Linked DNA regions of Homo sapiens: region 1 is linked to region 2. A link is an interaction called in ENCODE POLR2A ChIA-PET data of the cell type or tissue named here. Cell type or tissue: A673. All regions are shown on one strand. Links, peaks and the distances in the headings refer to the core of each region. The heading gives the core; the rest is flanking DNA.

Region 1 (4,398 bases), core at 92-4,091, 240 kb after region 2:
ATTGGTTTCTGAGACCCAACATTCCCCTGTCTGAAACTTTCCCAGAAGTTTTAGGTACTAAAAGCTAAGTAAGTTGCTGTGGAGAGAAAAATCGAGACAGCAGCTGAATCGCAAAGGATCCAATCAAACCAGCCTCTCATTTCTGGGAATAGGCCAGTCTAACTAAGCAGCTGTGTCACATTTTAGAAGATGACCTAGCAGATGGGGTCTCAAAGCTCAGCTTCTATATATTATGTAAGCAAACATATTTTTAACCCATTTATGCCTGAGATGGCAATTTTTTGAATTGCAAAATCAGACCTTGGCTATGACCTTGACCAGAAGGATATAAATAACTCCCACATGCTTAGTGTTCCAATAATGGAACACTAGGCATAAATCAGTTTAGTAAGAGGAGCCTCTATAGAAACAGAAGAAAAACAAAGGTCATTGTCTAGAACAGTCTATAAGCTAGTCCTTCTAGAGTCTGAAGGACAAGCAGCTGAGAAGACCATTGAAACAAATTAAAGTTTGTCCAATATGGCCAAAGCCCTTACCGAGTTTTAGAGAAAATAGGGTAGCCAGAGACAGAATTTAAGTTTCTTTAAGAAGGTGTTTGGGCGTCTTAGAAAAAGATTGAAAATGGATATTGATGAGACATAAAGTCATGGGAATTCGCCACATAATTTTACAAGGAGACTAATTTTATTTAGATAGGTAGCCTCTAAGTTTTAGTCTCTGTTTTTCAACTGGATGACAGCTCAGGGAAAAGCCCACTAACAAATAGTGCCAAAAAAATTGTGGTTTCTAGTCCTAATGTATATGTATATACATTTTTGTGTATATAAGCCCTAATACTTATATACATAAAAAACAGGTGCATCTGGAGGACAGGGCATCTAGATGCCCCCTAAAATCACAGATCCTATTTTTTTTTTTTGAGATGGAGTCTTGCTCTGCTGCTCAGGCTGGAGTGCAGTGGCGTGATCTCAGCTCACTGCAATCTCTGCCTCCTAGGTTCAAGCAATTCTTCTGCCTCAGCCTCCTGAGTAGCTGGGACTACTGGTGCCTGCCACCACGCCCGGATAATTTTTGTATTTTTAGTACAGACAGGGTTTCACCATATTGGCCAGGTTGGTCTTGAACTCCTGACCTCATGATCTACCTGCCTCAGCCTCCCAAAGTGCTGGGATTATAGGGGTGAGCCACCGTGCCTGGCCACAGATCCTATTTTTAACCTGAATCCAGGGTCCCCCAAAAAGAGGGAAACACTGCAGGATGGTGCTGTGCAACACTTCCACAGTGCACCTCATTGCAAAGACATTCTCCCAAGGCTGGTGGGTGGCCCAATAGCAATCAGCCCACTCTGTGATCAGCACATCAGTCATGAGAGTCCTATTTCTCAATGGCAAGTGTTCTCACAAACTCCAAGTGTTCAAACCATGCCTTTCATACCTAAATGTGCAAAGAAACGAGTAGCTGCCAGTAATACTAATCATTCACTACAACTGCTGTCAGCCAACTCCAAAACTGTAGCCCTTGCCAGTGACTTGCCAGCCATGGCATACCCACAGGTCATGCTCTTTCATAGTACAAAGTGAATCCTGGTGCCCCCTCAAAGGCAAGAGATCAAGCAACTCAATCCAAAAACACAGCAGAGCTTTAGATCTGAGAAAAACATTCCTGCTACCCTTGGGACTCCCTGAGGACCTTTCTCTGTGTTCCTCAAGGGGTCTCACAACCGCAGAACCTCTCTAGATTCCTTCATGTAGTATCAAAGGTGGCAAAGAGGAAGGTCAGGTAGAAGTAAGTGGGAAGATAATTCTTACAGGAACCAATTTGGGGAGATTTTAAGCTTTCTAAAAGGCCAATGAGGTTTTACATTTTTGTCACAAAAAATTATGCCAACAGGAAAGGAAGCAAACATAGGGACCACAAATATTAAAAAGCATTTTCAGTCAGCTTAAAAAGGTTCCCAGAAGCAGGATCCAAAGAGAAAAAGCAGAAAGTTCTAAAAAAAAAAAAAAAACACAAAACACACACACACACACACACACACACACACACACACACAAAGTTATAGCCTGAATATCAGCTTTTAGTTAAGCTTTTACAATAGAATTCTTTCAAAAACATCCGTAAAAAGCTCTTTTCAGATTTCAGCCAGGACAAACAGCCAAAATTCTTGGCTTTTGAACTTTTTATGTCGTCTAAACCAAAGGTATCTTTCCAAGTGACTCACTATAACCAATAAGCCTTAACTATGGTTATGACTTAACCAAGGACACATGAAGCATCTCCAGAGGTACAAAGCAGTTTTGACAAGATCCAGAAACCACCCTAAAGGAAACTCAAAAAAAGGAAAGTTTCACTAGCTGCAAATGGGGTACAACTCATATTTCTGTTCAGTCATATTCTCTAGGGTCTCAGCTTCTCAGCTCACCATCTACAAACAAAGGCGTGAAAACCCCATATCCCTGCAGATGAAAGGACAGAAAATCAAAAGCTGTCCATGGCAGGGAAAAGGATCAATAACAAATAGGTATTCTGAAAACTCAAGAGTCACAAATATTAAACCATTTTTTAATCATTGTTTCTTAAGGAATTTATATTTGCAAGGTCTGATACCCTGATCGGGAATAGAACTCAGGCCAGGTGATTCCTAGCCACTAGACTACAGGTGAAGCGCCTTTATTTGTAAATTCTGCAGGAAATTCAAGGCAGGCAGTTTAAGTGTACAAAGAATTTTAACTTTGTCTTGGTCAGATTTCTGCTCTGTAATTTAGTCAAGAGAATTTCTAAGGGTAGCCATGACATTATTATGTGTCTTTTTTCATTAATTTGATCTTAGAAATACAAATATGGCAATTGTTTAGAATGAAGATCTTTTAAAATCTTTTTTTTTTTCAAATTTAGGGGTCTTTCTAATTTAAAGGATCGATCTTTTGGTTGCTGCTGATTCGGAGTTCCAATGTTGTAACTTATTCCAATAGCAATGCAATCCAATGAGTCTCTTCATGGAAAGCCTAGGAGGTAATTTTACAGGCTTAGAATAAGTTTTTTTCCATCTACACAAGAGATGTTTCCTGGAGACAGTATAGGAGATGCAGTCCCAATAATTTTGCCCTAAAACAGTTCACTCCAAGGAATAAGTTAAGACAGGAAAGAACTTGTTGCCACAGACAATTAAGGGTAGTGTTTGTGCATCTAGTTCCTCCAATATCCCACAAATTTGTGGAAGGCTGCCAGTCATAGGTTTGGACTTCCCCAGCGCTAACTAGGCAACAGGTTTGGAATGATCAAGTGTGTTATGGATGAGACTTCTTATTAAGACAAACTCCCCTGAAAGCCTAACACATTCAGAACAAAGAGTGTTCTGTTGAAAATCTTATGTGTCTCAGCGTTCCTATTTCTTTTCAGACTGGTCACTGGACATGACCCCAAAATCACACCCCCCAGATAATAGAGACCAAGAGAGAATGTTCCCCCTTGGTCACAAGTCAGGCTCTCAAAGACATAAAACAAGATGGGGAGGAACCTTGTTTGGTTTTTATTTTGGGGACCCATACACAGCAAAGTTTGCCTAAATAGATGCTGGTGTGGTCAGAACCACAAGACTGACTAGTCTGCAGGGCTGGCTCAAACAATGGGCATATAGGGGTTTTAGCCTGTGTTCTACTCTGTAGTAACCCTCTTTATAACAGAAAATCACAGAAAGACAAAGGCAAATGGAAAAATACTATTTCTGGAAGGAAATGGATAAGACAATAAGAATATTCATACCAGAAATGTATACTAGCTACACACAAGACTAGTCAACAAATTCTTTTCTCCCATTAATCAAGATTTTAGAGATGGAAATAATAGTGATTTTTTACCATCTGTTCAACCTAATCTGAGAGAGGGGGAGACAGAGAGAGACAGAGAGAGAGAGAGAGAGAGCGAAAGAGAAAGAGAGAGAAAGAAGCTGGGATCCCAGATGGTAAAAATTTCTTACTCTTCTGCCGGTTTGTCAAGTCCTGGACTCCCTTCACTTTGCTTCCAAGAGAGTAGAGCAGCTTTGGTATACTGCTCAGAGTGCCAAAACTTTATGTGCCATGGGAAAATTTTACCTTTGCCCTCTAAAAGTCACTGAAAGTCAACTGACTGACAAAAGGCACGTTGATGGGAGAAATGGCATACAAATTTATTTTCAGGTATCTGTTTCTGAGCCCCAACACTTAGGTCATACCCTTAGTCTTTGGGGAAGTTTTAAAAGTAGAATATATTATAATGTAGATACACTATTTATGTTTATGCCACCTATTCACATTTAACCTCTTCCATGAGACCTGTTTTACCTACAACTTCTACTATGAGGAAAGTCCTTCAGTATCCATGCAGATTTTGCTGTCTATGACTTATCTGATATGGCATTGC
Region 2 (4,398 bases), core at 306-4,305:
GTCAGGCATGATACTAAGCACTTTATTTATGTATTTATTCTTCCTAGCAGGCAATGAGCACTTTTATTTTACAGGTTAGAAAAAAACCACAGAGAAGAGATTTAGTTACTTGTCCATGACTACACAGCTAGGAAAAGGCTGGAGCATGGCTTCAAACCATAGCCTCTGGGGCCTGAGTCCACATCCTTAACAATCACACTCGCCAACCATAATATAAATTGAGCAGACAAGCCTAGGGGAAAGAGAATATTGACCAGGAAGGTAGGGGACTAAACTTCTGTAAATTGCAGTGGAAAGTGAGAGGACAATTACCTTAAAATATTTTAGAGGAACAGGATGAGGAGTCTCCTTAGTCAGCTCCCCTGTTTTCACACCACTTCACAGCACAGATTGGAAATTATTTATTTATTTGTTTCAGCATTGCATATTGTTTCAGCACTGCATAGACAACATTGCTCCTTTACTTGCTTTGCTTTGGTGAGAGAGAAGCTGGAGAGTCACCTTGGATATCCTTAGAGGAATTAACAATTCTCGAAGCACTGGAAAATCTTCCCATTTTACAAAGATAATGGTGCAGGCGGATGTAATCTTTCCTGAGATGTAAATATTGTGTCTGCAAGTAGTAGGACAGGCAGGCAGGTATATCATTGGAAAAGTGAATAATGATCTTATGCCTTCTGAGTTTGAGGGTCTGAGGCTTTCTGGAGGCAAAAAACTACACTGAACAAGCTGAATGATAGCTTTGTTCTTTTTCAGAAAGGGAGTATGATTTTAAAAAAAAATCTTGTTATATAAATCTTAAAAGGAAAACCTGCTGGGCCCTGATAGTGTGCAGATCACTGGGGGCAGAGAATAGGGTGCTGATTTAGGTCTTCAAGGTGAAGGTGCATAATCCATTAGTGTCAGGCTGGAAAATAGACCCCCAAAAGATATTCATGTCTCATCCTTGGAACCTGTGAATGTTAATTTATATGGGGGAAACAGGGGCTTCTTGAAGATGTGATTAAGAATCTTAAGATGGGGAGATTATCCTGGATCATCCAGATGGGTGTTAAATGCCATCACAGGTATCCTTCTAAGGGGGGGATCAGATGTAGAATACACACACACACACACTAGGAGAAGGTGATGTAAACAGAGGCAGATATTGGAGTGAAGCAGCCACAAGCCAAAGCTCTGGCAGCCATCAGAGCCTGGGAAAAGTGGGGAACGGAGTCTTCCTTAGAACCTCTGGAAGGAGCACAAGCCCACCAACACCTTGACTTCAGCCCAGTGAAACTGATTTCAGATTTCTGGCCTCCAGGACTGTGAGAGAATATATTTCTGTTGTTTTAAAACACCAAATTTATGGTAATGTGTTACAGCAGCCACAGAAAACAAATACACCATTTCTGTCAAAGAGACAGCCTTGGAGGGAGAGGAGTCATTCTCCTGAAGTTTTCATGGTGGCCTGTTTAGGGTCCTGTATCTGCAGAGACTTGCCTTATCTGTCAGATTATTAGGACTTGTCAATAGTCTTCTCTGTCCAGTTTATAAGGCTATGTGTCCGTAACTGTACTGTGTGGCAAAGAAAGGCGAACACAAGTGAATCAACCCAACCCCATGCTCTGACTGCTTAGACAATCCCATCTTAACTGTCATTGTGTGATCTTGGGAGTTAATCTTTTTAAGCTTCCCTACTTCATAGAACTGGTAAGTGAGGAGAGATATAGAGCAGCCAGTTTGGCCCCAGCATCTATGCATGTTCCTTCTATCCTATGCTGACTTTCTAGTGAGCTGCCCGTTAATATGACAGGTGAAGGCTTAGGTTGGTGAATTAAGAAATGAAAGTTATATGACCTATTTACAAGCCAAGTTTGTGAAGACATTCATAAATGTTCCATCTGTAATTCTAATTTTGAATCAAGAGGCAAAAGCCATTTCCTCGAAAAGATTATTTATGTGTGCAGGGCTGAATGAAGCTAGCAATTTTTTGCTTAGTGTCCTTCTTCTGTTTTTTGTTTTCCATTACAAATGAATGTTTAGAGACACTCTGTTTTCCTTCTTAAATTTCTCTGTGAGTTAGTCAAAGAAGAGTGTGTTAGAAGAGCTCCCTTCACTAGCAATCAACATCAATTGTGACTCCAAATAGTACTTTAAATCCTACTTGTTCTACCTGCCACTCAACCAAAGATTGTTTCTAGAGGTCACATGCCTCCACTTAATTACTTCCGTTCCTATTCATGCTACAGAATAGGAACTTACTGATCTGTCTGGTGGGCATTTTAGTTTGTATAAATTGAGATTCGAGAGTTCATTTGGATAAAATAAGATGCTGGCTAAAGTTCAAAGCAAACATTTGCTGATGCTTAAAACCACCTTGAGACCAAAAAAGTTTACACTCCCTGGTTTCTCTAGGGAGTAGGGTTTGAGAAAACCACAGACAGTAGTTATTCTTGGAAATCCTGCTACCAGGCAAATGCCATAGGGCAAGGGCCCAGAGAAGCTGAGCTTCTCTCCCATGGCTAAAGGCAGAGCTTATCCTGACTGGAATTGCTTGGTCAGGGTTTAGAATCCTTCCTGCTGATGGAGAGAGAGGAGGAAGCTGAGCAAAAAGAAAGATGACTAGACTGGCTCTTGGAATTATATCCTAGAATAGCTGCCCAGTTTAGGTCTTCTCCTGATACTACTGACTTCCTGGAAGCCCTCTTTACACATAGTCTCTGGTTATTCCTTTTTTTTTTTTTGAGATGAAGTCTCACCCTCTCACCCAGGCTGGAGTGCAGTGACATGATCTCGGCTCACTGCAACCTCCAGAAAACTCCGTCTTCTGGGTTCAAGCAATTATCTTGCCTCAGCCTCCCATGTAACTGGGATTACAGATGTGCACTACTGTGCCCAGCTAATTTTTGTATTTTTAGGAGAGACAGGGTTTCATCATGTTGGCCAGGCTTGTCTTGAACTCCTGACCTCAAGTGATCCACCTGCCTCGGTCTCTCAGTGTTGGGATTACAGGCGTGAGCCACTACACCTGGCTGATCCATGGTTATTCTTCTTGTGTACCCCTTTCTACCAGGATATATAAAGACAGTTGAAGAATGTATCTGCCCCGAAGTTTCTACTTAAAATAGGCTTTGGTGGTTTGGGATTAAAGACAATTTGTATCTCAGTTCACTTAGGATCTGGGATAAAAATTGAAGTGTTATAACTACCTGATAATATTGAGAATATTAAAGAAGTATAGTGTGATTCTTAATAAGTACCTTGACACCTTTCCTTCAGAGCTCAGGGTGATTCAGTGGCCATTTTTCTTTGTGTTTTCTTTCCTGTCTCAGTCTGATATTACAGAGCAAGTTTATGTTCTGATTAGGAAAAACTGCAGTTCACTAAGATGCTATATTTGCTATTCAGTGAGTCATACTAAAAAGCCTCATGTTCTTAAATGACATAAGGAAATGGAATCAGGAGAAAAATCATGATCACAAAATGCACCATTCCAAAAATCTAGAGTGGGACAGAAAGATCAAGCATCTAAATGCAAACCTCCTTTGAACCGGAACTGCTATAACCAGGGCAGCAGATTGCTTGAGAATGGACATTGATTTTCCCAGGCAGAGGGTAAAGTTGTAAACAGTGGATTGTCTACTATTGAAAAACTCTTTCAACATGTTCGGTGCAGATCGGCTATCCTTTAATATTCAATGTACAGCACCATATCCACACACACTATAAATGTACATGAGCGTCAGTCATTTATCTCTGAATTTTCATGTTCCAACTCCAATACCTAATGTTTTAGAGATGCTTGGATGATTACATCATAAGGTCCTCACTCAATATATATTTTCACCTTTTTTTTCTTTTAATATACTTGATTTGTTTGGAATCTCCTTTCGGTTTTTTTTTTTTTTTCCAATGTGGGCAAGTTTTTCAATAGGCTTTGGAATGGGGCTGCAGTGAATGGGAAATGGTTAAACTGTGGTTACATGCTAAGTGACTGGCTTAGGGAATGAAAAAGAGAAAAGGGAGTCACCGATGGAGCCATCAGTCAGCCAACAAAGGTAGGAGCATAGCAGTGGGGAATAAAAACAGATCCAGAGAAACAGAAAAAATAATAAGTTAAAAGCCAATCTGAGTGGCACCTAATAAGAAAAGGAGGCTCATCTATGCATCTCAAGGCAACAATCCAAATAGGGAAGAGCCCAGAAATAGTTGATTGGATTTATTTTAAATAGTAAGGAAATAAGGAAATAGTAATAATAGAATAGGCAAATGTGGGCAAAATAATGAGATAATATACATATTGGTGTGCTGCTGGTGGATATTGTTGAATATTTAATACTATGTGAGCTTTTTGGGGCATGATAGTAAAGGCATGCGGTTATTGCAGCCAATTGGAAGCAAAAACTATCATAAGAG

The links. ChIA-PET counts read pairs that join two places held together with the same protein. Peaks named below come from ENCODE experiments on the same cell type or tissue, not always from the same donor. Only the 100,000 strongest peaks of a DNase experiment are listed, where the experiment ranks them.
Region 1: POLR2A ChIA-PET joins it to region 2 with 7 read pairs; 2 of 35 experiments call an interaction of 5 or more read pairs at or near these places.

The regions. Positions count from the first base shown.
Region 1 is chr12:90,340,947-90,345,344 of GRCh38, forward strand. No RefSeq gene overlaps it. Among named protein-coding and RNA genes, the nearest start is that of LINC02392, 50 kb to the left of the region's middle. In A673, for the core only: no CTCF peak of the experiment used is centred there; no DNase peak of the experiment used is centred there.
Region 2 is chr12:90,096,119-90,100,516 of GRCh38, forward strand. The region is part of intron 10 of LOC105369890 (a long non-coding RNA gene); the gene reads left to right. Among named protein-coding and RNA genes, the nearest start is that of LINC02399, 150 kb to the left of the region's middle. In A673, for the core only: no CTCF peak of the experiment used is centred there; a DNase peak (open chromatin) is centred at 2,213; H3K4me3 peaks cover 158 bases; H3K27ac peaks cover 360 bases.